Regions from separate parts of the Homo sapiens genome. Here region 1 is linked to region 2. Evidence: read pairs that join two places in POLR2A ChIA-PET (ENCODE). Cell type or tissue: MCF 10A. All regions are shown on one strand. Links, peaks and the distances in the headings refer to the core of each region. The heading gives the core; the rest is flanking DNA. Region 1 overlaps CASC15 (cancer susceptibility 15). Region 2 overlaps CASC15 (cancer susceptibility 15).

Evidence for each region. Peaks named below come from ENCODE experiments on the same cell type or tissue, not always from the same donor. Only the 100,000 strongest peaks of a DNase experiment are listed, where the experiment ranks them.
Region 1: POLR2A ChIA-PET joins it to region 2 with 10 read pairs; 2 of 35 experiments call an interaction of 5 or more read pairs at or near these places.

The regions. Positions count from the first base shown.
Region 1 is chr6:22,104,078-22,120,216 of GRCh38, reverse strand. CASC15 (cancer susceptibility 15) reads right to left here. Exons shown (of 12, transcript NR_015410.2): 9 at 9,297-9,470. Among named protein-coding and RNA genes, the nearest start is that of NBAT1, 35 kb to the left of the region's middle. In MCF 10A, for the core only: no CTCF peak of the experiment used is centred there; DNase peaks (open chromatin) are centred at 6,966 and 7,546.
Region 2 is chr6:22,034,388-22,050,526 of GRCh38, reverse strand. All of the region lies in intron 7 of CASC15 (cancer susceptibility 15), which reads right to left. Among named protein-coding and RNA genes, the nearest start is that of NBAT1, 100 kb to the left of the region's middle. RefSeq lists an enhancer at 12,798-12,907. In MCF 10A, for the core only: no CTCF peak of the experiment used is centred there; no DNase peak of the experiment used is centred there.

The sequences.
Region 1 (16,139 bases), core at 2,969-10,968, 71 kb before region 2:
CTTGGCTAATTGCAAAGGGTTCAAAGTGTTCATAAGTTGAGGAAGAGTGATATAAGTAAGGAGAATTATATTGAAGACTTTTATAATTCAAGTGATTTCTCACCTGGAACCTGACCTGTAGAGGAGGAGGGAAAGAATGTACTGAAGAATAGTAAGTGAGGGAAAATCCTAGGAGCAGGCTTTTTAATTTTAGGATACATCAAAAGATATTTCTGGAGATATTGTGCAGATTGGACCAGGATGGTAAGAAATAGGTGACAGGGAATCTAACTAAGACAAAACCATGACAGACTAATTATATTTCTGAATCATAATGGAAAGAATTTGGCATAAAACTGAGTGTGGAAACAGAACACACTGGAAGATTCTTTAAGAACTTAGGTCAACAGCAATGTGTCAGCCTGAGATAGAATACAGCACAAACGCAGGTGAGAGTTTGGAGCAGGACACCATGGAAGAGGATGCCACCATTCAAAGAATGAGGTTTCAGCTGTAGCTTGGTCTTTGGCACCTGTTGAGAATCACATGAAAGCTACAAACCCTTTTCTCAGAAAAATGTAGGTACCCACACCATATATGTTAGCATATGATTTTAGGGCATTCACAGTTCACCTTTGAAGCCTCTTGTTTTAAGAACCTCCTCACACAGAGTAAGTAAAGAAGAATACTAAAGTTGAAACCCTGAGGGACATTGTCACCAAAAGGGTTAGCAAAAAAAGGACAACTCAGCCTAAGAAATTGAGGACGAAGAAATGACACCATAGATTGAAGACAGCTGCCGATTTTCAGAAGTAGGAAAGACGCAGCAATAACAAATGTTAGTACGAGGCTAAGTGAAGTGAGAAGTAAACTTTGGCCACTGGTGTGTTTTGGTCTAGAGATTTGCTGGTCCAGAAGCCAGACTGTTGTAATAAGAGACATGAAGAAGAAAAATCAGAATTTGTGTAGGCACACTTTGAAGAAACTAGCAACTAGGAAGTTTGAATGAGTAACAGGTAAGATAACAGATTTTTTACTTTTTGTTTCTGGATAGGGTTGAGCTAAAATGTGAGCCTGCTTGTTGGCCAAAGGGAAATAGCAGAAGAGTAAGAAAGATTGAGATAAAGTAGAAAAAAATTATGCAGGAAAGAAAAGAAAAGAAAAGAAAAATTATCGCAAAAAGAGAAATTATTGGAAAAATTAATGCATAGAAACATTAAAGAAAATTTATCTTAATCATGGCAATTTAATGGAGGAGATGTGACACTTTCTATGAGACGGAACAGAAAGAAAACACCTTTCAGCTGCAGATAATGGCAGATATGGAAGAAAGGAGAAGATAGAGGAGATTGTACTAGAGGATATTTATCTTCTCTGTAAATTACAAGGCAAGGTCACAAGTGCTGGGAAGGGATGTTACGTGCTTAATGGTGGAGGTGGGAAAGGCAGGCATATGTTACAGATATTAGCACAAGTATCCTTTTTCACCACGATGTGTCCAATACCTAGCACAATGCATGGCACACAACGGAAAATCTCTAGATATACATTGAATGAACAACTGCAATTTGAGGAATTTAGGTGCATGGAAAAATGTAGAACAAGCTGATAGGTCAAATGGAATAAAAGTCAACCAGGGAGAAGTAAAAGGTGTTCCAGATATTTTTAAGAGGTTTAAGAAAAGGAAGCCCAGAAGTACTGTAATTTATGACCTAATGGAGAGCTCCAGAAGACCTGCAGTGATCCTAGGAAGAAAAGATCTACAGCCTCCTCGGGAGCTATTCAACCTTGCAGTCCTCGTACATCCTTAGAAAACAGGTATCCATTCAATGAATAAGTAATTACCGACAGTTGGCAGATAAGGCATGTAAGTTTCTTATCCAACACCAAATACTCTTAGCAGAGATGGACAGTGTAGAAAAATTAGTTAATTACACTGTCAGCTAGTCACCTGGACTCTGTGGGTCCCACAAAAGTAAAAGGAATGACAGGTAGGACTGACCCACAGCTCCGCAGTGGGTCAGTCTAGATAAACGAGGGGCCTCACTCATCTGCGCTTTGTATCCTTTCTCATGTCTAAAACCATTCAAACTGAAAAACAAAAATCCCTCTCAAAATCCAAAATAACAGTCACTGAACAATGGAGAATGGAAGGCATATTATTAAATCTCTCCCACTGAAGGGCTGTTGAACTAGAGTCCCAGTGACTTGGGCTACACGATGTGTTACAGATGCTGTGTCCAGGTGTCTTTTGAATTCACATTATATCTAATAAATCACTGTATGTTCACTTGTCCTATTAAAACTGTATTCTACCTTACCAGGTCTGCATAATTTGTAGAAAATTGATTGCTACAGTTCTCACTAGAAGCTCTAATTGCATTCCTGGTATAACTTAAAATGATAACCTTATCTTAATTAGTAGCATGATGCAGAAATGCTTTGAAAGCCTCTGAGAACTAACCTGCATTTTTAAACACAAGCCCGGGGGCTTAGAAAAAAAAGATTCCTGTTGAATATTGCTGAATACATAAGCCAATGTTAATTTATCAAAACTACAAAAGAAAATTATCACACAGCAAGACAGACTAAACAATGCAGCTCACACCTCCTCTGATCAAGCAGTTTGCAACTCTCATTGTAGAATCACACAAGATGTCATTCGAATGCTTAGTCAGACCTCTGCTGACTGTTGACACCCACAGAAGAGTCTTTCTCTGGTTTTTCTAATGACACTATTGATAATCAGTAGAGCACGACAATGGTGGAATGAGTAGACAAACAGATTGGAGGGTAGGTATTGTCTTCATATGGGATTAATTACCATACAGATCCCCAGTAATAATCCCATAGGCTCCCATACCAGTCTTCTTCCGCAGTCAATCCTAGTTCATTTAATCCCAGCCCTCCTCATCCATCGCAAGCTTTCTAACACCGCCTTCTGGTCTGCCCATGTTTAGAATGTCTGAGTGACGCTCTAGAAGATAAACGTTCCCTGTGGGAGAGGTTACATTCTGTGTACATGTTTTCCGTATTATCACTCTGGTGAAAAGATGTCCAATGGCTCACCGATGATAACCATTACCTAAAAGAGCACCTCAGAACATCTGAACATTAACATTTCAAACAATCACCTTAAACTATACTATGGCAAAATAAAAGACTTTGCAAGTAAGTCATTATTGTAAATACCCAAAGTAGATGTCACAAGTTTCTCAATATAAGGCTTGTAAATTGAGGCATTTTCTAATAACCACTATGCAGCTGGGCATATCTCCTCAAATTTCCACCAAAAAAATAAATATTGGGTAGACTTTTGCTTATCATCCAGAATTATTAACTACAGCTACCCCCAGAAATGTGGAATAGATGCTATTTCAAGAGGAATACTCTTTCAAGCTTGGCTTCTGAGGTCTGTGGTTTCTCCCTATAAGCCGGAACCACTTGGGAAATAACTACCTTCCTATAAAGCAATTTAGCATTCCCTTCTTTGAAAATGTAAATGGTTCAAAAATTTTAAAAGTATCTTCTCCTTACTAGAAGTTAACAATTTTGTCTAGATGTCAGTGGTTAGCACTAACAGAGGATATTATAGTATGATATTATCATTAGAACTGAATAACTAGTGGAAAGCAATATGATATAAACACCTAACATTTTATTATAGTTCCATCTAGCTTAGTTTGTAAGCATAGAATATAGTAAAATTAAATAGGAGAAAATAGGTACATAATAATATTAATGTATGCCAGTATTAATGTGCTTTTAAAAAACAATTTTTTTAATTATCAAGGTTTTTTCAATAAGAGCATTAAAGCACTATTTTAAAATACCCGCTACATGCAAGAAGCTATGCATTGTAATTGATGTGAAAGTAAACTGCTCTTACAAGATAGCAAAGCATCGATTTAATTTATGTCAAGCTTGTCTGCAATAAGATATGTCATTTCAGAGAAGTATTAGTATGTGTAGTGTATATGGGCATATATTTACATAAGCAAATTATCCATACCTTGAAAGTCCCATAAATGTGTGTATTACTAGGCACATTTCTTCTTATTTAAAACTGTATCTGTGGACTTGAGTAAGGAGATTAAAGACTAAACATATATTAACACTGTGAAAATTCAGCCTGAAAAACTTCAGGATAAGAGATATTTTCATCAACAGATATTTCAAACTGAGTGACCCCAAATCTGTTTAAGACTGTTCTAAAGAAGGAAAGCCCTCATATAATTTAACTTGCTTTTCATTTCACTGGTCTGACAGCCACATACTGATAGCATCTTCAGGTTACAAATCCTGCCTTTTTACCATTGCAGTTATAGTCTCATTTACAACATTAGTGTGCTAAATAGGGACTGCATCAAAATCTTCAATTATTTTCAGACAGTCTATGCAACATTGCTGCTAATTCTAATGCCCAGGAAGCACAATCATCGTAACCTCTGCTATGATCCCAACGAGGATTCCTCAAGCTCCTTATAAATGCATTAATCGCCCCTATGAAAGTCACTGCTTGCTTTTAACGAAGATAATGTATGTTACTGGGATTATACCACTGCATGCAAAATCATTAAAGAAAGGGAGACCAGAATTTATGATTAAGCCTTTGGACAGCAGGGCACTATTTTAACCATAAAAATCACAATCTGCAGAGACAGTGGCCGAAGCAGAGGAACCATTAAAGACTTATAATTAGCATCAATCAAGGTGACACTACTGTTGGCATCTTTATTACTTTAAATACACTAATCAAATACTTCTGCATTGAGATGGAAAGATTGATAGGCAGCTAGACATAGAAAACATCTCTATGGAGAACAACTTTAAATTATCTGTTTGAAAGGTTAAAAAAAAAAAAAAAGTATTGGTATTAGTCAAGTAGGATCCCAACACACAACTCCAAAAGAAAAGTACTCAGAATGGACCTATGACGTTGTCAGGATCCTCAAGTGGATGCTTTAACACTAAGCATTTGCATGTCCCCTCTGGGAACCCACTGGACTTGCTTAATTTCGAAGAAAAAAAAAATAACTCAGGGGAACACAAGCTTCAGGCTACTCTGTCCTATAAATAAATAGCCAAGCACTCCTGCCCAACATTTATATATTTTCTAGCCTTCTCCTTACATGTGCACATGGAAATGAAAGATAAAAGGAGAGCTGAACTTACTACTATTTACATAATTACAATAGGGGCTGTCAATATTATCTAATTGCATCGCTGCTCAATTTCATACCACACAGACTCTGAAATATGCTGTTATTATTACTGCTCATATAAATATTTCAGTCTTAACGAACAAGAAGCCACTCAGCATCTCTGCCACCCCTTGAGCCCATATGGCATTATACCTTAATGACTAATTTTTAAAGGGCGCTCTTCTCCAAACACTTTCTGTGAACAGTTTCAGTGTTCACAAACTGAATTCTTGAGGTTAAGGGCACACACCATAAGGAAAGGATATGAAGTAGTTTTCCGATAACAAAGTCTGGCTGGAATCAATTCAGAATTATGGATAAAGATTTGGCAAGGCATCTCCCAAGGGTACAACTTCATCTTTGCCAAATGAAATTATAATTGCAAAGACTTTCATTATGAAGATGATGAGTCCCAACAATCGTTTTGGCTCCAAAGTTCAACTTTTACTTACAAGTTCCTTAACTGGCACCCCCGCCACTAGGTTTAAAAAATATATTACATTTCCTTTGAATTAATACCTGCCTCTTTAAAAAAAAAAATGGTTTGTTTGTGTCCATAAAAAACTGGGCAGAGTCAAAGGAAATTCTTCATTGCTTCCCCTCAGCAGCGAATAAAGGACTGAGGAAAGAGAATGAATGATAAAGATGAAACAATTGGAAGAAGCAAATTACTTAAGAGGAAATACATACAATTTACTGAAGGAGTACTAGCTAACTCAAATCCAGTTTCATTTTAAATTTTGTGGTCAAAGAAAGATTTTCCAATGTAACATGATAATCTTACAGAGCCAAAGACTAAGGAAAATGCTACAATTTGACTACTGAAAATCCTATTAGTTGGCTGGGCACGGTGGCTCACGCTTGTAATCCTAACACCTTGAGAAGCCAAGGCAGGAGGATCACTTGAACCGAGGAGTTTGAGACCAGCCTGAGCAACGTGGTGAGACTACAGCTCTACAAAAACTACAAAAATTAGCCAGGTACAGTGGCACACACCTGTGGTCCCAGCTACTCAAAAGGCTGAGGCAGGAGGATCACTTGAGCCCAGGAGGTTGAGACTGCACTGACCCTTATCACACCAACACCACTGCATTCCAGCCTATGTGTAGATCGAGAACTTGTCTCAAAAAAAGAAAAAGAAAAAAGGAAAATCCTACTAGTTTAAGCCAATATTTAACAAATCACTCCAAGACATTATGCTGCAATTTTTAAAAGGTTCCAGTATTCTCAACTTCTCTCAAATGATGATAGCAAACACTTCTGCTTCTTAAAAGGATAGCAGTCCCTTATATATGAATAGGGTTTTACATTTTACCAAGTAATTTTATACATATTCACTTTTGCATCAACCTTGTGAAGCAGATAAGATTATTTCCATTTTACAGATGAAGTTATAGACTAAGAGAAGGTAACAGGCCTCTCTCTCAATGAGCACCCAGATGGTAGACGTATCTATTGACTCAACGCCTTCTCCACTATACCATGCTGACCCTGAGTTGCTTTGAAATATTCCATAGCCTTGTTAACTGAGGAGAGAAATCATGAATTACAGATCCTGATTACCTGTAGTAAAGACAAATATTAAAGAGTACTCTTACCAAGAGAAAGCTCTTCATAAAGAACCAGTAAGATGCATGTTAAGCATGAGAGAATCCTAGTCAGTTTGCTTTGTTTAGAGATGGGTCATCTTGCTATTCCAGTCCAAGAGTTTGCTTTTCACTGTTGAATCATTTGATTCTCACTGACGCAAAAGGAATGGGAAAGGCTGTGCAATACTGTATGAGGCTGACCTTACCACTTACGGAAAAGCTGCCAGCCAGACACAAAGTGTTGGCTAATAATGAGTCAGAGATGGACTCAATAATATCAAAGACTTTTATGTTGAATCCTTAACAAAGGAGCTTGATGTAAAAACAAGGGTTTAAGACTGGGAAATGGCAAAAGAAAGGAACAGTCACTTCCCCATCAGAGGACACCCTTTTGCCAAAATTTGCTGAAATGTGTACACAATACTTTTAATACTTTTAAATAGACATGTGTTAGAGAATTCTTATCAGTAAGTGCTGCACGCTAGATCCAAATGAGGAAATAATTTGAAACCTGGCAAATTCTCTTTTAACATAGTAAATAGCTCAAATCTTATTGGTTTATATTTTCCAGTTACTATCATTTTCGTGTCAAAAAGAGGAGGAAAAAGATAATAGGAAAACCAAACGACAAAAATAATTGCATATAATTATATAACACTTGGAAAAAGAAAACCTTCATCTAACAGCAATGGCAGGAGTAGGCTTATTACAAGGACAACATTACCACCCTGGTCCACTGCATTCTCTTTTGCAATGTTTCAATGACTCTCTTATCTTGTTGCTCCAGCAATAATAACTGAAGTTATGTAACTACAGTCCTGAGCTGACTACAAAATACAATGGGTGTGAAGTAATTGAGGTTTCTCAATTTTTAATACAGGTAGGGATATTTTTCATTATATTTATATGTTTCACAATGGAGTCATTATCATAGGAAAAATGAGCTGTGGATATTAAGGACATGGAGTTAATTAACAAATAATATGGAAAACTTTGATAAATCAAAGGAGCTTCTTATCAGTAGAAATGTTCTCCCAATCTAGCAATAAATATTCCAACAAGTCATTTTAAATTACATACATGCTGTGTTGTCATTTTTCTAAGGTGATGGATAAGGAGATTTAATTTCTTTAACTTGGGCATGTTTTCATTTGTTGGAATTCTATCAGATAACGACCAATATAAAGTGTGTAACAAAGAGGCTAGCCATTACAGGCACACAAAAGCATGGGTTTGCCCATCTCATGCCCTGTCCTCAATGGTGATCAGTGGAGAGGGGATGGAAAATTTCTGCTTGCATATGAAGACTCTAAAAATATTAATATAAAAAGAATTCCAAACAAATGTAAGGTGTAAATTTACAGCACTCTGATGGTTTGTTTGGTCTGACTTTGAAAATAAAAGTAAAAGGGCCAACATGCTAACATCCTAAAAAAAAAAGTCATTTAAATAGTAAGAATAACTTATGAGATAATGGAGGTACTAAATGGCCCACTGAACCCTGAAGGAAAATTAAAATTCCTAAGTGAAGAGGAAAAAACTGCTTTGATGCATACCTCTCAGAGAAACACAAAAACTGGGTTTATCCATAAACCTGGCTGGTCACAGAACACATTAGCAATGAGAAATGCCATTCAAGAAAACCCTATAGATCTATTTCTCTACTCATGACCAATAGCTCCACAGATTCAACTAGAATGAAGATCATGAATAAAAAGCTTACAATAAATGGTAGCATGCAGTAGGCAAACATATACAAAGGAGGTAATCCCTGAGCACCAAATTACAGCCTCTGTCCACAAATTATAACAGCACCCTTCTACTATCTAAGATCTGGGTTACGGACATGTAATGCACACTCACTCTCCTAAAATGTAGCCACAGAAGCATGGCAAAGACATACACCTCTTAGGGCTCAAGGTCAAGAGCACAGGACATAAATTCACTAATGCTAAAAATGAATGGAAAGCCAAAGAGAAGAGATGGTCTCTATTACTTTGTATTGAAGCCCATAAGTGGTTTGCAATTGTCGTACAAAATACGTTTCCTCACTATCCTTTGTATTCTGGTGTGGGGGTTTTATTTATTTATTTATTTATTGGCCATTATATGGCCCGATCTACTATACGTCGAATAAAAATGGATCATTTCTAATTTAATAGTGACACAAAACCTTTGGAACTCATACACTATTGACATTGCATACAATATTGACCCTGAATTTATAAAATATTGACTCATTTTTGTTTCTCTGCACTTTTCTCTAGGATGTGAAATGATCAGAATGAGTTTGCCATAGGCTATTGTTTTTGTTTTATTTTGGTTGGTCTTGATGCTCTCAACTAACCTATCACCTGGACAGACTTCTGGTAAGATTCTGACTAACCAAACCAAATTGAAAGAATCAGTTGCATGCTAGATAACAAGAGACTATTTTCATTTTAAATACATCCTGATAAAGCTTTATGGCACTACTTCTTTAAATTTTAAAATAAATGTGTAAGAACTACCAAAACATCCATACCCATACTGTTGCAAACAAGGTACACATGTGGTTTCCAGAGGGAAACAAAATGAGACTCAAGGCAGTAGCATTTGTAGTGGTTCCTAAGCATGGAGAGAGGACCTGAGCTGTAAGCCGTTCTCTCTTCTCTCTCTCTCTCTTCAGCTATCTGCTCCTGGACAAATCTTCAACTTCCTGAAACATAAGCATAATAATATTGACATTACCTCATTGTGTTACGGTAAGGAACAGATGAGAGGGCGTATGGGAAAGCGTTCTGTATACCATAAAATGCTCCAAATACATACATTACAAATGGGAACACTATACATCCACAAGTTAAAAAGAGAGAAAGACACACTGGTGTGGCTGATTGGAAATGTATTCATTATAATACAGATGTGCAAAAAATAATTTTTTAAAAAATGGTGTTTCCCGTCACATAACTAACTTCATGTTGCTCACAAGTCTCCATTCTCCCTTGGTGATAAAAATGCAAAACAAAACAAACATTTTAAGCTGGTTCATTTAATATCACTCGGGTTCTCTGGAAAATGGTCAATTTGGGGCAGATTTTCAGTCTTTCGGGTTGTTTTCTCTCTTCCCCCTCCTTCTGGCATGCTAGCACCTCCTCAGAGGAAGCGTATGTAACGCTGTGGTGGCAAAAGAACATCTGCTCTCATCACTGCCCTTCTTGGGTGGGCTGCTGAAGTCTGAGTAAGGCACAGCTAATCTTGCCTGGTCGCTGGTGGATGTTGGCTTCTAACTTCACTGTAACTGTTTCTGAAGTGTCTGGGATGGTCCTCTGGTCATAGGCACCAAACAATGCCTGCTTGTGGCCATCTCCCCCGACTGACTAGACTCCTCATCTCAGCTCTATCTGATGCTCAGACTCAGCTGTGACTCCAGCTTGGAGAGGGGCACCCTGTAATCTCTGCCACCGATTTCCTTGCTTAGAGCTACCAGGACCCTGCAAGGTGTGCTGATGCCTACTTATTAGGTCACTTCATCATCTGTCTCTCCAGAACATCTGGCTCAATTTTAAGATATGAGGTACCTGGAAAAGACGTGAGTAGAATGGCTTTTTCTTCAACAGGCCACTTTTCAACTCTACTACCTGTGCCAAGATGGTTTGGAGATCCTCAAAAGGCACTCCCCCAGGGTTCCAGAGGATCAGGAAGACACGGCCTCCTCTGCCTATCCCTCCTCAACCTTCCGAAGTGTTTTGTGTTGTTTTTAATCACCTTGTTCTTGATCCCCATCCTCAATCTCTCCTCAAGCATCACTTTGATCCACCAGAAGGATCTTGCTTTCCTATGTGGTTGCATCTCACTTTACATAAGATCCTGTCTCAGATCCTCAGGGTTTCTTCTTAATATTTAAATGTAAGCTTTAGAATTTTCAACAAATCCTGGTTTTTATAAGAACTTCTCTGATGGCTACCAGGGCACATTTGTTCTAGAATCTAGGCTGTCCCTGCCCTACTCCTAAAGCAACAGTGGCTCTCAATTCCCCATCCATGAGCATGGCACCTGCAGAGCAAGATTTACAGGGATTTATTTTTTTAAAGCATCATGAAATGTTTCAAAATTGTATCCTTACTATATTAGCTAGGCAGTTTAGGATTATGGGAGATTTTCAAGAGTTTCCTGAATAAAGAAAGATAACTGTGAAATAACACTTATATGGTATAGATATTATTAGCCCATTTTACAGATGAAGAAATGAAGGCTCGAGGAGGTGACGCCAAAATTTAAACTCAGGTATTGGTATTATTATTCCAGCATTCTTTTCATTACTAACATCATAGTTCCTTGACAGTATCAGTAAATACAAAAAAAGAGAAATATAAATATAAATTCCTGCCACTTACCTAAGCAAAAAAAATAATGATTTTGGTAAAGATAACAAAATAGAGAGACCTTGATGTTTCATTAAACTTCATTCATCATTTTCTTCATTCAACTATCCTTTATTGTGTGCTTCTGCCATAACAAACTGTGAAATTTAAAATCTGGAAATTTAAAATTTGTCCCTGCTCTTAATGAAAGCACAGTATGGGGGTGGGGGGAGGCAGACAAATGTAATTATAATACACCTAGGCAAGTTCAGTGCTGTATGATTTTTATTATCATAGGGCTTTCAGGGTTTCCAAATCAATTTTTTCCATGCTTCCAATGGTTACTAAGTTTACACAGTAACTCTACAAGTAGGAATTTCACTATACATGTTAGGATGTGAAGAATTACTTAGTTGAAAATATTTGTCTCAATAAATCTGCAAATTACCAAGGGAAAGATAGAAATACAGGGTATATAGTGACATGGAAGTGATGAGGGCCACCCACTCCAGCTACCTACACATGTATCACTGGTCATTTTCTTTTTCAACAATCTCAGTGCCCTAAAAACTGTACCTCTCTGGAGCAGCCACAGTTAGCCCCACTTGTTCCCACAGCAGTGTTAGAGAAATCATCTACACTTCACATCTGTACCCAGCAGTAATGACTCACTGACCTGAGCTAACCAGAAACAAAATGCAGGCTGGGCACAGTGGCTCACGCCTGTAATCTCAGCACTTTGGGAGGCCACGGCGGGCAGATCACTTGAGGTCAGGAGTTAGAGACCAGCCTGGCGAACGTGGTGAAACCTCTTCTCTACTAAAAATACAAAAATTATCCAGGCATGGTGGCAGGCGCCTGTAGTCCGCTGAGGCAAGAGAATCACTTGAACCCAGGAGGTGGAGGTTGCAGTGAGCTGAGATTGCACCACTGCACTCCAGACTGGGCGACCGAGTGAGAATCCATCTCAAAAAAAAAAAGAAAAAGAAATGCAAAGGCGTGTGTGTGTGTGTGTGTGTGTGTGTGTGTGTGTGTGTGTGTATACATGCACGCACCTGTGTCAGAGGTCTTTGGATATAAATATATATGCATATACTTACATATATAAATATACATATATATACATACATACATATATATACACACATATATATAAAGATGTATAACTTTACTCATAATCCTCATACATCTGTATTAGGTGAAAGATAAGATGTCCAAATAAATGATACTTCAACTGGTTTATTCTCTGCGTGTTTTAATCATTGAAATACATTCTCTATAGTGTGTGTCTCTTTTTCACTCAACACGTATATACACACACAGAGCATTAAAAATAAATTTGGTAAACTTCATTAAAATATTTTCCTCAAACATTTCCCAGATATTTCCCAGTGATCTGAGAAGAGTTACAGAGAGACTACCTCCAGAAGTAAGTTATGACTTTGAGATAGTATTTAGGTGCCTGGTTGTATGAAGGTTTTATGAAAATAATGGAAAAAAATTTGATAGTTAAAGAGTGACTGTAGTCTTCAAATACTAAGTGTGGTGAAAGGGAAAAGTAATATAAATGTGTTCAATTCTATTCCTCCAAATTCTGAAACTCAAACACCTGTCCTGAAACATTAATGTCTTTGACTTAAAAATGGGACTTAATAAGCTGCCACATGACTCAAACTAATAATTAAAAAGAAAGAAAATACAATTACTGTCTAAATAACAAATAGTCTAGAAGTATAGTATTAAACAAAATAAAAATTCACAGCCATTTGACCTATTTGGGGAGTGGGGAGCATTTACATATCCCACTATGGAATTATATGTATGCTAATTACATGCTAATGTAAACATGAAAAAATATTATATGGAAATTGCAAGTTGAAGAACCACCAAAAACATACAAAGGCAAAAAAATAGGTCTGCTTGAAAACAGTTTCTGCCATCTTGCTTATTCATGTGTAAACGTTCAATATGCTCAAGGCTTTGACATCTCTATTCATTTTGGGATTTGAATCAGCTATAAATATATAACCTCTAATTATACGATTTGTCAAAAATTCTGAAATTCTTTTACATATCAGGCTAACTTTATAAAAATATATATATATTCATGCTTCCCATTTTAAGTGATAACTTTCCGGGAAATTGAGAGCCCCCTAATAAAGAGTACATGTTTGTTAATTGGCCCATTTGCCTGACCATTCACACCTAGAACTGTATTCTTCCCAATACAGATAACATTTTTAATCTTCTTTTTTTTTTTGCGACTGTGTTCCCAAAAATGCTTGACAGGTGCATTCTATAAATCTCTCGTTTACGGAAGGCAAAGAGAAGCCTCACTTTCCCATTCATACGCTATTGTATAATCAGATCTCTGTAGGCAAAATCTCAGCAAAAATAAGACCCCTCAATGGGTTAAACAGCACAAGTGCCAAGCCTTTCCTCCAGATTTTTGTGCCCTCCAGCAATAAGCTGGCTGTTGCACCTGGCAAACATATGCAGAAAACTAGGCCAAATATGGTTGACAAATTTGGCCAGATTCTTTCCTGTGACCCACTGTGATAGTTAACCTAAAGTTCCCAATGTCAATTCAATTTCCAAAGGTAAACTTTTAATTTTTTCCTTAATACGTGTTAATAGTTGAGATACTGGTGTAAACAAAACCATCTCATGTTTGAAGTAAAAACTAATGCATTTTAAAAAATTAACAGATGTGCTACACTTGTATCAGTGGAGAGAGTGAATATTGAGAATAAGATGGATACTATGGAACTGGACCTGATGATATCATCTCAAGGTTTAGAAGCATAAGGAAAGGATGTGTCCAGTGCTTCTGCCAGGTGCAACGCCTTTTAGGTTGCCCACAGTAATTGGCCATCAAACTAAATCTCTAAAGTCAGCTGAAACTTCATGGAGGTAGTTGAAATTCCAGGGCTTCTGGAGGTTCTACTATTTGTCAAACACGGGATTAAATCATTTAAAATAGCCATATGCTTTAAAATATTGATAATAAACCTAAATAAATGTATCCTCTTTTCCCATACCTCTGACATTTTCAGGCATCCACCATTCTAGGCAATGGTGATAAAGACATGAACGTTTTCACAGTCCTTGCCTCCAAAGGTATCAGCTCCGAAAGTATTGACTACAACAGTAGAAAGCCTAACACCTGTGCTAACTAGAGTTTCAACCTTGTTCTTTAGGCTGTGTTTTTCAAGCCATTTTTTTTATTATGTCAAGTAATATGGAATGATTGAGTTATTGTATCTATTACATGTATCTATTACATTAGAGTGACAGTTTATTGCAGCATTACCAAAAAGCTGTATTCTGACAGAATGCATATCAACACACAGCAGCAAAGATGAAACAACTTTTTCCTACTCAAAAAAAATTTACACAAGAGGTATGTGAAATTCACATATGTATTTAAGTTTGGATAAAAACTTAGCTCACATAAGGAATATACTGAAATTGAGCAAATTATATATCACTTAAAATAATACTACAAGAAGCTAAAAAAAAGTAAGGGTGTTTGTACACTCAGAAAACTGCCACAAAACATACCCCAGATAAATCAACAAACCTCTTTATGCCTATTTTATAAACTATTACCAACTACGTTGTACTCTGTTTACTCTTCTTTCTTGTGAGGACAAACCTTCTCATCCTACTGGCTTTGTCACCCTGTCTCGTAAGCAAGCCCAAATCGCTTCTATCTTTTTTTTTTTTTTTTTTTTTTTGAGATGGGGTCTTGCTCTGTTGCCGAGGCTGGAGTGCAGTGGTATGATCTTGACTCACTGCAACCTCTGCCTCCCAGGTTCAAGCAATTCTCCTACCTCAGTCTCCCAAGTAGCTGGGACTACAGGCACATCACCACACCCAGCTAATTTTTGCATTTTTAGTAGAGATGGGGTTTCACCATGTTGGCCAGGCTAGTCTTGAACTCCTGACCTCAGGTGATCCACTCACCTCGGCCTCCCAAAGTGCTGGGATTACAGGAGTGAGCTACCACACCCGGCCCACTTTTATCTTTAAAAACCACTCCTCTTTGCATGTCACTCCATACCTGTGCTCCAACTCCTCGTCCTCTCCAAACTTTTGGTGAAAGTGGGCTATTTTTACTAACTCATCTTCATCACTCTATATTCATTTCTGAATCCAGTGAATTCTGGTTTGAATCTTCACAATTATAGTAAAACGGCTTACTGTTAAAAGTTAAACAAAATCTTCTACATTGCTAAATCCAATGGACACTTTTCATTTCTCACCTGTTTCAACAGCTCTGTTAAATTTGGTCTTGTCAATTGCATCCTCTTTCCTAAAACCACATGCTCTGTTGGCCACTTCTGTCCGTTCCAGGAGAGTCACTCTTCTGATTTGCCTCATTCCCTCCAAGTCCCCATTCTCTTGCCTCTGCAATACTGCATGGTGGTTATGGGGACTTTGGCACCAGACTATCTGGGTTCAAATCTGTTTTTCCATTTACCGGCTGTGAGACTTTGGGCAACCCATTTAATTCCCTGTTCTTAGTTTTCCATTTGCAACCTGGGGATCATCCTGGTATAGCCACTTGTCACTTGTCGGCCAGGTGATGGGGATGGGAGACGTTCTCTGTTGCAATGATTAACTGGGCAGACAGTGAGTCCTGGGTCTTGAAGGTAGGGCTATCCTTTGGTTCCTGCTCCTCCCCCATCTATAGGTCTGGGCCTAAGATGTATTCCTGCCTCATCCCAGGGGAAGAGAGATTTTTCTGTACCTCCCTTCAGCTGCAGTAAGTTTTCCCCAGTTCCCTAAGGACAACAGGGTTTGTTGCTCTTCCCCATGAAGTTTAAGGCTTTTGTTCCGTAGGAGAGAGAGGGGAAAGCGATACAGGTGGGTCTTCATGCCCTCCCCTGAACACCCTCTCAGGTCTGCATGAGGGAAATTTTTTTTTTGGACTCTTGCCCTATCCTTTTTATGCATATCCTGCACATCAGTGAAGAAGAACCTGCCAAGGAGTGCAAATCTCCCTGTGTCTGCAGTCC
Region 2 (16,139 bases), core at 3,930-11,929:
AAATGCTTGAATTCCAAATAGCCTGTTTACACGCTGCAAATTCAAATTAGCCACCATAATTAGTTCAAGAAATAGAACTACATTCCTGACCCTAAAAGATATCACATGGTATCACAGATGAAAACAAAAGTCAATATATTTATACACATTTTACCCTTTAAGAGCCTAGGTTTCAGAGGCATGATGTGATTTGACAAAATTCACATTGCTAATAAATGAAGCACCGGAATTTGAACCCAGAGTTTTCTAAATCTAGTGTCTCCCCTCCCCTTCATAGAATGCCTCCTCTCAGAGTACACATCTGACAAAGGACTGGGTGTGGAGGCCATTATTGAAAAGACAGATTGGAGTCAACTAGTAGAGATGAGATCACCGGGCCTCTGCTTTTTAGCCTGTAGACGCACGGAACCATTAAAACTGTTTATGAGGAAAATAACATGTCAAACAGGAACAGAAATATTATCTGTATAGACGGATAAAATTTAGGAAAAGAACTGAAGACTTTTTCCCTCTTACAGGGGTTTCTGGTCAGATAGTGATCTGTTTGATTAATAGATTCAGATACATTGTTCAATGTAAGAGTTGTCAAGTCACTCTTTCCAACTTTCCAAAATTTCCAGGATACATCATATTTATAATACAATCTCCTGTATGCAGACATCATCTCCCACAAAAAAAAACCCACTCTCCCATACTGTGAAAATCCAAGATCAGTTTTAATGAAACCCACTAAATGCACCAAAAAAGTAAACTATAATCATACTGATAGTTACAATTTTACTCTCAGAAAAAAATGCATGGTACTCCTCATCTTCTTCAATACAATCCATAAAAACAGATTCATGGATAACTAAACTCCACAATATCCTCTAAGGAAATGAACTATTTCAGGTGGGAGGCAATACTGATGAGTAAAAAACACTTCCTGGTTCCTCAATCCAAGCATTCACTTAAAAAGTATACTTGTTTCTACATAGGTGGAAAGTTGAAGCAGTTTTTAAAAAAAAAAAAAAAAACAGTGAGCCCTAGTTATGACATAGTAATAATATGTGCCGTCCTTTGACAAGTATAAAATATAATATTCTGGCTTATGCCAATTTGGCATGTAAAAGGATAACCTAGAACATCACCATCAAAAAATACAAATGCCTAGCTAGCAATCCAGGTCAGAAAAAATGTAAAAGAAAAAGCTGTCACATGATGTTAGGTATAAAGCAGTATAAAAATGATTAACTCCAGAAATGGTGTTTATGTTGGAAAGGTATACAAGGTTATAAACAAGTTTTATTCAGTTGGTTCCATACCAATGCAAAGCTTCATGCCTTAAATGGCTTCATGTATTGCTCATCAGGAGCCAGTTACAGGTCTACAAATATGTTTATTTTAAAACAAGAACAAGGACAGTCTGGCTCATTGTTTGTTCATCTTTCTAGAAAACAAGTTTCCATATAAATCTTTCTAAGGGAACACATCTACCTTCTAACTATAGTTTTGTTGGCTTTCATAAGCCCCTAGATATTTTTTCCTACATTTCTTCTGAAAAGAATACACAAACTACCAACAGAGGCTTATGTTAAAGAGAAGCAACTAAACACTTGCTAAGTTTGAGAGATGGGTATTAGAAGGACAAATACAATTCTGTCTTCAGAGAATACCTACATACATTCTGATCTCATGATCCCATTTTTAAAGCTTCCAAAAGAAGTGAGTCCAAAAGCAACATCTATTCTTGAACTCAGCTTAGAAGATTTTTTTGTTTGTTTGTTACAGAGTCTCCTTTCCAAAGATCGGATGAAAGACATGATAAAAAGACATGTCTTGACCAGGTGTGGTGGTTCACACCTGTAATACCAGCACTTTGGGAGGCCGAGGTGGGCGGATCACCTGAGGTCAGGAGTTCGAGACCAGCCTGGCCAACATGATGAAACCCAGTTACTACTAAAAGTACAAAAATTAGTCAGGCATGGTGGCGGGCACCTGTAATCCCAGCTACTCGGGAGGCTGAGGCAGGAGAATTGCTTGAAAGTGGGAGGCAGAGGCTTCAGTGAGCTGAGATCATACCACTGTATTCCAGCCTGGGCAACAGAGCAAGACTCCCTCTCAAAAAAAAAAAAAAAAGACACGTTTACTTCAGTTTCTTCAGTTGCTTTCATGAGGAAACTGGCCCTTACCATTCTCCTTCACAGGAGAGGGGAGAATAGTCAGTCTTGAAAAACTATGTGCTTTGGGTATTGAGCACGTCAATGAAAATGAGCAGTCTTGAATAACATAAGATATTCTTTAGGTTACAAAAGACGCAAATATTATAATCCCTAATCAGACAACTAAACTATGGACAGTTGTATGGGACTGAAAGACGCAGAATCACGATGCTGTTGTGTTAATTCAGTCATGTTAATTCAGTCCAATTTTATAAATAAGAATCTGAAGTACATAGACATCAAGTAACTTTACCACATTTACTCAGTTGCAAAGCCAAAAAGAGATCTCCAATCTTGACTCCTGATGAAATTTTTCATTATGTCACTGGAATGAATTTTTAAACTATGCCTACAATTTTTACCCTGACCACTAATTCACTTCTTTCTCACGGCTGGAAGTTAATAAATTGCTTTCAGAATTGATCAAGGGTTCGAATATTGCAGAGTATGTGCTCAGGGCTGGGCCAGGAGCAAGGCCTAGGAGAGATGAGGACACTGGTTGTTGTGATAGAGTGGGGCCCCTACAGGGAGAAGTGCCATGTGTAATGCACCATGGGCGCACACACTAAGGAAAGGAATAGTCATTCCATACTAGTTTCAACAAAAAACAGCTGAGAGAGCAATGAGAAAAAATGTAAAAGAAAACTCTCATTCTTTAATAAAGTGAAGGCAAAAAAAAAAAAAAAAAAAGAGCGGCCGGGTGCAGTGGCTTACGCCTGTAATCCCAGCACTTTGGGAGGCCAAGGGGGGTGGATCACGAGGTCAGGAATTACTGGTGATCAGCCATGGTTTGCCAACATGGTGAAACCCCATATCTACTAAAAATACAAAAATTAGCTGGGTGTGGTGGCATGTACCTGTAATCCCAGCTATTCAGGAGGCTGAGGCAGAAGACATGCTTGAACGTGGGAGGTGGAGGTTGCAGTGAGCCGAGATCGCGCCACTGCATTCCAGCCTGGGCAACAGAGCAACACTCCATCTCAAAAAAAAAAAAAAAAAGAAGCAACACTATTAGGAAAGACTTACTCCTGCTACATTAGAACAAGGCAAGGATGATGGAAGATACAGAAAGCTTTCCTTTATCTAAGTTCCAGGCAGAACTAGATAGAACAGAAACCTGGAGCAGAGCTATTGCCAAAGCCCTGAGCTCAGGTTAAAGGAAACTGTCACCGTTCCATTTCTCCTTTGAGTTTCAAATTTGGTTTCCCAGTGTGCCACTGTAAAAGAGTCCAGTACTGGGGAGAAAACAAATTCCCAGCTCCCACAACTTACAACAATTGAAACTAGTTATTTAGGATTCCCAGAAAGGATTAAAAAAAAAAACTCATTTGTTTATCCTTGCAGGTCAGTTAGGTTAATAACCTCAATTGACCACCATGAATGAAAAAAGTTAAGGAAGAAGAAAACAAATATGGATTTTGCATTTATTGTTTTTGTCTTACCAATTGCAATTTGGGGGCCTTGAGGCAATTGTAGCTGATGGAGGTTAAACAAGGCAGATTGTTGGTTTACGGCCCATTCTTGGCAATTTGGAAGTAAACGATAACCAATATTTACTCAGGCTGCTAGTTATATATGCTTCCTCCTCCTCTCTATCAGATGACACAAAGTAGTGAGCACCACATGGAGAGTGCCCCAAAATTTACAAATCGTCACATATATCGTATCTCATCTAATACAACAACCAACAAGACTAAAGTGTTCTTTCATCATGTGACAAATGATAAAGGGAGAACTCAGGGAGTTACAAAAATTTCCCAGTGCTCACCAGGTAACTGGAAGAGGCTGGATTGTAACGCAGAGTTTCTGACACCAAGTGCCCTGAGCCACGTGTACTCATTTAATATCTTATCTCTCATTCTCCTTTCCTTTGCTCACATGTAAAGAGCTGAGCAGAAGAGGTTTTTGAATGTTGGGTTTTAGGAGGATTTGTGGATTTCAACTCTCCGTGTTCTTCCTATGCCCAGATTATTATCAATAACATAGAGTTGGCATTATATGATCTTTTGGGTCTCTGGAGAGAAAAACCAATAAGGAAATAAATAACCAATTTATTTCCAACAAATTGGTTGGAAATAAAACAAATATAGGCTTAGCATACATTTGGCAGGGTTGGGGAGGGGGTGGTGGGCAAGGAAAGTCTAATAGTCTTCTCTTTCTTGGTTCTGGAGCTAAGAGTATCAAATCTCCAGTGGGAAAGTCAAACCTACTTTCCAGTCAAATAATGAAGCCTTCCATGTTAACCCCTACACAAGAGGTGCAAAGAGAATGTATACAGGGATCCTTTTATGGATGTTCTGGAAAGACAACACCTGTTCTTTGGGCCCTAGTGCCTTTGGTTACACCCAGGTTTTAAGGGGATGAATATAAATCATTTTGGAAGATTAAAAGAAACCCAAAAATTATAATATTCTTTTGCCTCCCAAGAGAAACAATCTTCAGATAATTGGGATTTGATGAGAGTGGTGGAGCTATGCAAATCTTATGCCATTATGAGCATGCAATAATTCAGACTGTTAAAATTACGAAGCAATCCCTTTGCTGTGTGATTCAGAAGGCTCGGCTCCCTACCTTCAGATTAAAATGAAGACTGAAAGACTAAACTTCAACTATGTCTGAATGTCTGTGGGCTGTTTTCCCCACAACTAACAACATTATTTAAACTCCCAACTTTTAAACTGCTAAAACCATGGAAACATTAATAATGGCCCTCCTTCATTAAACCTCAACTTCCCCTCCCACTTGTACTTTTGACCAATTTATTCACTTCAAAGCAAGCAACAGCATCCTGTTCAGTTACTCAGTAGGACCTCTGTACCTTCACCCAACACCTTACACCAAAAGAACACCAAAACCCACAAAAAAAGTCATGATCTCTACACTCCTCCTAGTCTATTGAAGGCAATTATGTAACCTCAAAGTTTTTGCTTTTATTTTTTATTTTTTCAGTTGCCATGGGAAAGACTGTTTGGGCAGCTCCATCTGCACAGGGTAATTACTGGCCTCCCAAAACGCACTCACTCTCACACACACACACACACACATACACACACACACACACACACACACAAAACCTGCAATGATATAAAGAAAAGGTAAACATAATTTTAAACATTTTCAAAGAGGCCAAGAAGGCATTAAACAATCAATATATTACTTTGCTACTGGCAGAAATAAACAAAACAGCCATTTACTGTCAAGAAAACAGCATTTTCAGAGCTGAAGTAGTAATAATAGCAATTAATATTTCCTCAGAATTTAATATTTGTCAGGTACTGTGGACTAAGTATTTTACACAGATTATCTTAATAATCTCCATAAATATAAATCTACAATTCCCATTTTTACAGAAAATAAATGAGGTTAAGAGAGGCTGAGTCACTTGCACAGGGCTGATTAGTAGTGGAGCCAGGATTCAAACCCAAAGCCCACAGTCTTGGTGCTCTCACTGTGCCTCATGGTGCCTGCCTGCCCACAGCCTGTGTTATCATCACAGCTCGCTTCTGGTCTGGTCTAATGACCTGTTGAAGGAACTCAAATGATCACTCATCTCATCTACTGAAACTAAGAATAATTCAAAATATTTTGGGGTGTCAAAATGCATATGGCCAGCCTGAGCTGAGAACCTGTCTCTACAAAAAAAATAGATTTAAAAAATTAGCCAGGCACAGTATTGCATGCCTGTAGTCCCAGCTACTCAAGAAACTGAAGTGGGAGGATCACTTGAGCAGCTGGGAGATCAAGGCTGCAGTGAGCCATGATTGCACTGCTGTACTTCAGCATTCCAACGTGGGCGACAGAAAGAGACCCTGTCTTAAAAAAAAAAAAAAAGAAAAAAAATGCATTTGACCACAGGCTGCACCAGTAACAATGATCTTATTTCAGTATCTACGGTACAATATAAGTATGCATATGTGACATTCAAATACTGTGGCCTTTTCCATTTTCTTAATCAGTTTCAATTTCTCAGTGTTAACTCCTTAATTTAACACTTATCGATAAAAATGCTATCTGCTAATGTGTATTGTAACATTAATTTTGAGTTTTAGGAGATTTGTGAGTGTGGGGTAAGGAGAAGAGCTATTCAGCTCTCATCTATTTTATTTTATTTTATTTTATTTTATTTTATTTTATTATTCCCAAGAGAAGAAATATTTTTACTTTGGCTTCTTCATGAATTTAGGTAATTACTGAGATTCTTGCCATCTTTATATGCTGGATTTGATTCCCTGTGGTGGAAAATGCATACAGTTCCCAAAGAAATCTATGTTAATAGTATAGAGTTCAAATATTAAAAGAGATTAAGTGGTATCAGAAGCAAAGCCTTGGACCAGGCCACCAATCTCAATGGGTAGATCATTTAACAAGCCAACACATGCTAATAGAATCTTCTAAAGGGCTGGACACCTCTCACAAGGTCCCCCTACCCACCTTGACTCTGTTTATCAAGGGAGGAATCCCGACAGCATGGAGCCCCCAGGCCTCCCCTCCTCCATCAGCACAGCATGCCCGCAGTCACAAGCTGCCTGCGAGTTTGGTAAGACTCTGGCTCCAATCCCTTGGCCTCATCTGACCCGTCTTTCTGCCGTATCACTTATCTCCTGGAAAGGAACATGTTTCCAAGCTTCTTCCACATCAGCAGTAGGAAAGGAATTTGCAGTCTTTGAGTATTAAGTGACCTGGGTAGAAAAAAGTCTTAGAAGGGAGGTGAGACGGAGGGGTGGGGAAGTACAATGAGATACTTTTACTTTGCCAAATTCCCATCCCTTTTTGGCCGTAGGCAATGCCAGAAGAGAAAGCCAAAAGGAGGTAGGAGGGTAAGTGGAAACAGCTCCTCCTCTTCCCTTGCACTTCCTGGCTGGATATCTGTAAACATCTCTCTACCACCCTTCCCCAAGCAGGGAGCCTGGATATACACACACTTGCCTAACTGCTGGAGCCACACCATCCACATTAGCTACCTCTCTAAATCCCTGAGAAGCAGGTCAGGCACAGTGGCCAGGGTGGGGACAAGGTGGATCCACAGAAGGCCACCTGATGACCTTTCCATTAACAACCAGAGCTCTTGGTGCTGCCTCCCAGAGATGAGTAGGGGAGGTGTCTAGACAAAGAAGAAAATAAAAATGTTTTCTTCCTTCCCTTCCCTCAGTCATACTTTACATCTTCCTCTGGGCACTGCAGTAAAAAGAAGCAAGGAGGTGCACCTGGCCGGAGAGCAATCTCCAGGAAGCTAGATGAGCCATCCTGTGTGTGGGAATGAAAGGCAGACCAGAACAGAAAGCAGTGAGGTTGTGATTCCAAAATCCCAGCTCCCAAACCTGTGGCCAGAGCAGAGCCTGTAATTAAATGTGAACTTGCCAGTGGCTCTCTTAATACATGAGGCAAAAAGTTAATGTCTGATGGACTGGGGCCCATGCCAAACTCCAGCTCAGTTGCCTCCCCACAGGGGACTAGTTCAAAGAAATGAGATCTAGTGGTAGTGAACAAGCCAAGTAAGTTGCAGGGAGGCCCCAGCTCACAGGTCTGCCTTTGGACCCCCTCCTCTGGGCTTCCCTAATACTCTATGCACAGCTCCTCCCCAGGTACTCACAGCCATCATTCATCCTTTATTGATCTGTCCTGTCCATGAAGCAAAGTGGAGGGCTGCCCTTTTCTGGACTTTACGTGCTTGGTACCAAATACACTAGGTCTGCACTGTCTAATACAGTGGTCACTAGACACATGTGGCTCTTGAGTCCTTGAAATGTGATCAGTCCAAACTGAGATGTATCTCAAGTTTAAAACAGTGGATTTCACAGACTTACTATGAAAAATACAGTTAAATAGCTCATTAATTTTTATATTAATTAAATATTGAAATAATATTTTGGATATATTAGGTTAAATAAAGTGTGTTATTAAAATCAATTTCACCTAATTCTCTTCATTTTTTTTTTTTTAGCATGGCTACACATGTGGCTTATATTATATGTCTATTAGACAGTATTGTTCTGGGTATTCCATGAGGGAGGGAGGGAGGAAGGAAGGAAGCAAGGAAGGAAGAAGGAGGGGGAAGGAGAGGGAGGGAGGAAGGGAGGGGGGCGGGCAGGTGGGCAGGCAAGAGAGAGAAAGAGAGTGGGGAGAGGGATGAAGAAGGAACACCAAGAGAAAGAGAAAGTTGACTGGAGATCAGTATAAATGCTTTTAAATCAACATATAACAGAAATGGTTTTAAAGAAGTGAGGTTATTTTCAGAAATAATTTTTGTATCTGGAACTACATTTCATTCTGAATCATTTGCTGTGAGAAAATGCTTACTAATCATCCAGGACTCCTAAAGGATGAGAGAGCAACAGACTGTCGGCCAGGCCACATCACAGAGGCCAAACTGAATCTTCAGTCCTGTGGTAAAGACTCGGGAGAGCAGAAGGGAATTGTCACTTGGAGATAAAACAATGAATCTGGAAACCCCACAGTTTTCCAAACTTCTCTTTATCCTAAATGTAACAATTCCCTCAGTTCAGCTGATTAAATATATTCTTTAAAACTGTTTTTAAAAATGCACAACCTTCCACCAAACATTTAAAGAAGTAAGCCAGGCGCAGTGGCTCACACCTATAATCCCAGCACTTTGGGAAACTGAGGCAGGTGGATCACCTGAGGTCAGGTGTTTAAGACCAGCCTGGCCAACATGATGAAACCCTGTCTCTACTAAAAAAAATACAAAAAATAGCTGGGCATGGTGGCACATGCCTGTAATCCCAGCTACTTGGGAGGCTGAGGCAGGAGAATCACTTGAACCTGAGAGGCAGAGGTTGCAATGAGCTGAGATTGCACCATTGCACTCCAGCCTGGACAACAAGAGTGAAACTCCGTCTCAAAAAATAAAAATAAAAATAAAGAATTAACACCAATCTTTCTCAAACTCTTTCAAAATACTGAAGAAGATAAAACACGTTTTGTTTGTTTGTTTGTTTTTTGAGACTGAGTCTTACTCTGTTGCCCAGGCTGGAGTACAGTGGCGCAATCTTGGCTCACTGCAGCTTCTGCCTCCTGGGTTCGAGTGATTCTCCTGCCTCAGTAGCTGGGACTACCAATACACACCACCATGCCCAGCTGATTTTTGTATTTTTAGTAGAGATGGGGTTTCACCATGTTGGCCAGGCTGGTCTTGAACTCCTGACCTCAGGTGATCCATCCACCTCAGCCTTCCAAAGTCCTGGGATTACAGGCATGAGCCACTGCACCCGGCTGATAAAACACTTTTTAATTCATTCTATGAGGCCAGTATTACCGTGATAGCAAAGCCAGAAAAAGAAAGAAAACTATAGACCAATATCCCTTATAAACACTGATGTAAAAACTGTCAACAAAATACTAGCCATCTGAGTTCAGCAGAATATTAAAAGAATTATACACCACAACCAAATGAGATTTAGTCCCGAAATGCAAGGATGGTTTAACATAGAAAAATTGATATAATATATAATGTTAACAGAATGAAAGACTAAAACCACATGATCATCTCAATGTGGTTGATTCAGAAAAAGGACTTGACAAAATTCAATACCCTTTCATGTTGAAAATACTCAACATACTAGAAAGAAATCTACCTCAATATAATAAAATCCATATATGAAAAAACCCATAGCCAACATCATAATGGTGAAAGACTAAAAGCATTTACTCTAAGATCAGAAATAAGGCAAGGATGCCTGCTTTCACCACTTCTATTCAACATGGTACAAGAAGCTCTAGCCAGAGCAATTAGGCAAGAAAACGAAATAAAGGCCATCCAAATTGGAAAGGAAAAATAAAACTATTTCTGTTTGCAAATGATCTGATCTTATCTCCGAAAGATCCCCCGATCCCGCACTCAAAAAATTGTTAGAGATAATAAATTCAATAAAGTAGCAGGATACAAAGCCAACATATAAAAGTAAGTTGCATTTATATATACTAACAATGAACAATCTGAAAAGGAAATTACAAAAATGGTTCCATTTATAATAGCATCAAAAACAATGAAATACTTAGGAATTAATCAAGGAGTTAAGAGACTTGTACAATAAAAACTTTCTGAAAGAAATTTAAAAAGACATAAATACATAAAAACACATACCATGTTCATGAATTAGAAAACTTCATACCGTTAAGATATAAATACCACCCAAAGCAATCTGTAGATTCAATGCAATCTCTATCAAAATCCCAATGACAATTTTTGCAGAAATAGAAAAATCCATTCGAAAATCCATAGGGACTCTCAAAGGACCCTGAATAGCCAAAAACAATCTTGAAAAAGAACAAAGCTGAAGGATTCACACTTCCTGACTTCAAAACTTACTACAAAGCTACAGTGATCAAAACATGGTGATACTAGCATAAAGACAGAGAGATGCACCAGCAGAACAGAAAACCCAGAAATAAAACCTCACATATATGGTCAAATGATTTTTGACAAGGATGCCGAGACCACTCAATGGGAAGGGGCAACATTTTCAACAAATGGTGCCAGGAAAATGAAATGTCCACATGCGAAAGAATGAAGTCAGACTTTACATAACACCATATACAAAAATTAACTCAAAATGGAACAAAGACCTAAGCATAAGACCTAAATCTATAAATCTCCTAGGAGAAAATGGGACAAAAGCTTCATGTCATTGAATGTGGCAGTTATTTCTTGGATATGATGCCAAAGGCATAAGCAACAAAAGGAAAAGAATAGATAAATTAGACTTCATTTAAAAATTTTAAAATTTTGCACATCAAAAGACAACAGAGTAAAAAGGCCACCCACAGAATGGGAGAAAATATTTGCAAATCATATTTCTGATAAGGGATTCATATTCAGAATACACAAATAACACCTAAAAATTCAACAACAACAAAACAAACAACCTAAGAAACAGGCAAGGGAACTGAATAGATATTTCTCCAAAGAAGATATACAAATGGCCAATAAGCACATGAAAAGATGCTCAACATCACTAATCACTAAGGAAATGCAATCAAAACTTCGAGATACCATCTCACGCCCATTTGAATGACTACTATCGAAAAATCAGAAAATAAATGTTGGTGAAAAGGTGGAAGAACTGGAGCCCTTGTGCACTGTTGGTTGGAATGTAAAATGGTACAGCCATTGTGGAAAACGGTATGGTAGTTCCTCAAAAAATTAGAAATACGATTACCATATAATCCAGTAGTTCCACTCCTGAGTATGTACCCAAAAGAATTGAAGCAGGCTCTTGAAGGGATATGAGTACACCCATGTTCATAGCAGCACTATTCACAAATACTAAATGTGAAAGCCACACAAGTGTCTGTCGATGGATAAACGGATAAGCAAAAATGTGGTATATATTAATACATACAATTGAATATGATTCAGCCTTAAAAAGGAATGAAATTCTGATACATGCTACAACAGGGATGATCCTTGAAGGCTAATTATGCTAAGTGAAATGAGCCAGTCACAAAAGAACAAATACTATATGACCCTACTTATACGAGACACCAAAAGTAGTCAAATTCATAGAGACAGAAAGTAGAATGGTGGTTTCCAGTGGCTGTGATGGGAGGCAGGCATGGGGAGTCAGAGTTCAATGGGTACAGCGTTTCAGTCTGGAAAGATCAAAAGTTCAAGAGATGGAGTATGGTGATGGTTGCAAAAAATGTGGAAGTTTGTAATGTCACAGAACCATAAACGTATAAACAGTTAAGATGGTAAGTTCTGTAGCAGGTATATTTTACCACAATTTTAAAGAAAGAAGAAAAAGACAAGGAGGAGGGGGAGAGGGAGGAGGAAACAGAAAACGGGGAGAAAAGGAGGAGAAGGAGAGGAGAGGAGGAAAAACGAGGAGAAAATGTGAGAACAGTGAGAGGAAGGGGAAGGAGGTGAGGAGCCAGGGGATTAGAATGGGGGGATTAGAATGGCCTTGGGGTCATGAGAATGGGAATTCACACATGTACCTCTATGACTGCCTGGAAATGCTGACAGAGCAGAGCCACTGCTCGCTAAATGTCTCTATGACAATATTTTATCTTCCAATACTTGTACAACCTTTTCATTTTGCCACTTGAATTTGTAGGGAGATTCAAAAAATAGACTGAGGGTGAGTACACAAATGAAAAAAAGACAAGGAGAATGTGTGTGTACATGCTCTATTTTTTGTAAAAATTATAATTTATTTCCATCCACCATCCATATACTTAGCCCCAACCTGTCCTTACCTTGGCCAAAGTCAAGAACAACACCAAACTTAGTAACACTGAGAGCAAGCATATGCTTTCACATGCTATAAATGTTATTTCTAAACTGATTTAACAGGATAATAGTAACAATAGATATTGTGTGGCAGGTATCTTGCAATCTACTGTAAAAATTACAATTTTTTTACAGCAGTTTTGTATTATTAACGCCATTTCACAGATGAGACAATGGAGGCTAATAATTTTATCCAAGGACATAAGGTAGATGAGATTTGAAACCCAGGTCTGGTTGACTGCTGGTAGTAAGGGCATATTTTGTAAATCAAGGCCATCTAAACAGGAGGAATATTGACAAATGAGAAGAAACAGAAGCGTCAATGGAGGTAAGAGCAAACAGAAACTCACGAGCTAACCCGACTGCCAAGACATGATAACTGCACTGCACATAATGTCTGAAACCTAATGTGGGTTTTTTTGTTTGTTTGTTTGCGTTTTTTTTTTTTTAACACAGAGTCTACTCTGTAGCCCAGGCTGGAGTGCAGTGGCATGATCTCAGCTCACTGCAACCTCCACCTCCTGGGTTCAAGCGATTCTCCTGCCTTAGCCTGCCAAGTAACTGGGATTACAGGCACACACCACCATGCCCAGCTAATTTTTGTATTTTTAGTAGAGACGGGGTTTCACCATGTTGGCCAGGCTGGTCTTAAACTCCTGACCTCGTGATCCACCCGCTTCGGCCTCCCAAAGTGCTGGGATTACAGGCGTGAGCCACCGCGCCTGGCCAACTTAATGTTTTAGGAGGGCTGAATGCCGTGTCCCATGTCCCTTGGAAAGTCTTTTTTTTTTTTTTTAATCTCTAAATCTCAGCCTTATAAACAAGAATCAAAAGAAAACGACTCAACCTAAGAAAGAGAAATTCTGGTTGGGCAAGAACTTTAATAATCTGCCTTCCTACATGGTCCTTTTCTCTAAGTTATATATTAAAGAAGTTACACAGGAAGAAGAAAAAATCAGAGGGTAAACAGAAAATTACTCCAGCAAATGTATTGACCTCTAACGAAGGATAATTTCCTCAAAAGTATTTATGCTTTCTAAAGTATTACACTTTATGTAAAAGTAAAGCTGCAGTATAGAAAGCAACATCAGAGAATTTGATTCTTAACATACAGCTGTCAGGGATGGTTTACCTGAACCCACATTGCAATCCTAGAGTGTAAGAGCAACTTGGTGAAAGGGGACAGAAAACTCCCTGTGGAGCCGCAGACTCTGGAATCTATTATACCCATTTCCAATCTCACCTAGAAATCCAGAAAAAAAGTCACTTTCAGACACATTACAGGATTCAAACTTTGCTTTCTTACGAGAAGGTTAGAACTATATGCACACTTTGCCATTTGCTCTGCTCTTCCATTTACAAGGTTTTTTTTTGGTTTTTTTTTTTTTTTTTGGTTTTTTTTTTCCTCACACACTTCTACAGTTGACAACAAAGCGTTCTTACACACAACACTGCCCACCCTCTCATCTTTCTATATCCATTTTTAAGTGCCTGGAAAACACAAGAAGGGGAAACAAAGGGCAAATGCCAGTCTGTGACCTCTGTCTGGACTTAGCCAAGCGTGATGTGTGAATCAGGTGTGCGGAATGGAAGTTTCCATGGCAACGAGACTGCCAGGCAGGCAGGGACTTCACACAGGCTTTCTACCAAGGTAATAGAAACAATGAGGCCACCTGAGGGACCTCAGCAAAGAGGGAGGCGGCAAAGTTCAGAGATCTCCAGCGACGGCAAGGACCTGGGTCTGCACTGACTTATTCCACACCCACACCCCCCTGCTTTTGATTCTGTCCTGCCAGCTCCTTGAGATAATCTCTCATCTCTCTTTTTGGAGGGGAAGGGAGGGATAAATTAGAGAAGTAATCTCTAAAGAGAATTGCTTATGAGAAAAATGTAGAGGGGTCTACAAGAGAAGAGTTTTCTTTACGTAGAAAAAAAGCAGCTCTGTGAGTCCAAACATTCAGCCACTTGAGAAAACTCTGTCTGACAGAAGCACTTAACATTTTCTCTAAGGTTCTTTGCTTTACCTTGCAACGTGCTCTTTGAGAACCCAGACCCTAATGAAAAGATCCTGAGCTATATTTTTGTTTTATGGATGTTTAAAATTATATTTGCTATAGATAGATACTTTAAAATTATTCTAAACGTGTAGAAACATGTATGTTTTTAAAAGAGTTGGCTTTTTTAGTCACATGACTTGGAGATAAAGTACACAACTTTCATGAAATCGAAGTTTATCTTGGTTAGCTAATTGAAAGAAGGTAATCTGAACGCTAGGGCTATGATGATATTATGGCTTTTCAAGCCATTTTCCTGACTTGAGACACACAGATGTTAAAAAGAACCAGAACAAGGCTTGTGTATTTGGAACCAAATCATGGAAGACAGCAAATTCCGCTTCTCCCTTCTCCACCATTTTTAGCTTTGCTCTGGAAGAGGCCTTTGGATTCCTCCAGAATGCTACTGCAGAGACTGAAGAAGAGAAAAGCACCTTACGCTATCGCACCTTATGCTATTGCACCTTATGCTATCAGCTAATGTCTCTACTTTAACAGACTGCAATAACTGTTGCAACAGTGAGCCCATCCTTCCCACTGCACCAGAGGAATTCTTCTAGGCTGCAAATTTGATCAAGTCACTCTCAGGCTCCCAACCTTTCCAACAGTTCCTCACTGTGCTCTGGGCAGTGAAGATCTCTTAACCATGGTTTCCACAACTACACACGATCTGGCCTCGGTAGATTTAAGCTAAGGTGTCCTTAGCTTCATCTTCCACCATTCCCCAACTTGCCCTTCGCATTCCAGGCAAATTCAACTACTTTTAATTCCCCAAATGTACCATTCCTCTCTCTTGCCTCGCCTTTTATGTTACAGATTTCTGTAAAGAACATTTAAATCTTTCCTGGTACCTCAGCTCTGCTATCACTTCCTCTAGGAAGCCTTAGCCCCTGGCACAATTTCACCCTTAAAGTCCTTCCTAGGGGTAGCCATAGCACCCTGGGCATCTCCCTACAGCCCTTACCACATGAGACTGCAACTGCCGGCTTTGCCTTTCTGATCCCTATCCAACTGGAACAGAAAGCAAGAAAAGGGCCTTGTTTACCTTTGTCTTAACTTGGGACCCAGCGCTTAGTAGATGGTCAGACAAGATTTACCAAAAATGAATGAATGAACAGAAAAGCAGGCAAATGGCCTCTGGTGTGGCCTGGCTGACCACAAAGAGCGCCGACCACATCTGGGCCAGAGCCTCACAGTCCAGTTCTGCTGCTTACCAGTTTTGTGGCTTCAGGAAAGTTCCTTAGCCTCAAAGAACCTCAGATTCCTACTTGCAAATTGGTGTAACAGCACAGCCCAAGATTATCACATGCATCCAATGAGATAGTGTTTGAAAAATTCTTTGAGAAAAAAAAAATTTTTTTTTTTTTTGAGACACAGTCTCACTCTGTCGCCCAGGCTACAGTGCAGTAAAGATCTTGGCTCAGTGCAACCTCAGCCTCCCGGGTTCAAGCGATTCTCCTGCCTCAGCCTCCCAAGTAGCTGGGACTACAGGTGTGCACCACCATGTCTGGCTAATTTTTGTATTTTTAGTAGAGATGGGGGTTTCATCATGTTGACCACAATGGTCTCGAACTCCTGACCTCAGGTGATCCGCCCACCTCAGGATTACAGGCATGAGCCACTGCATCCTGC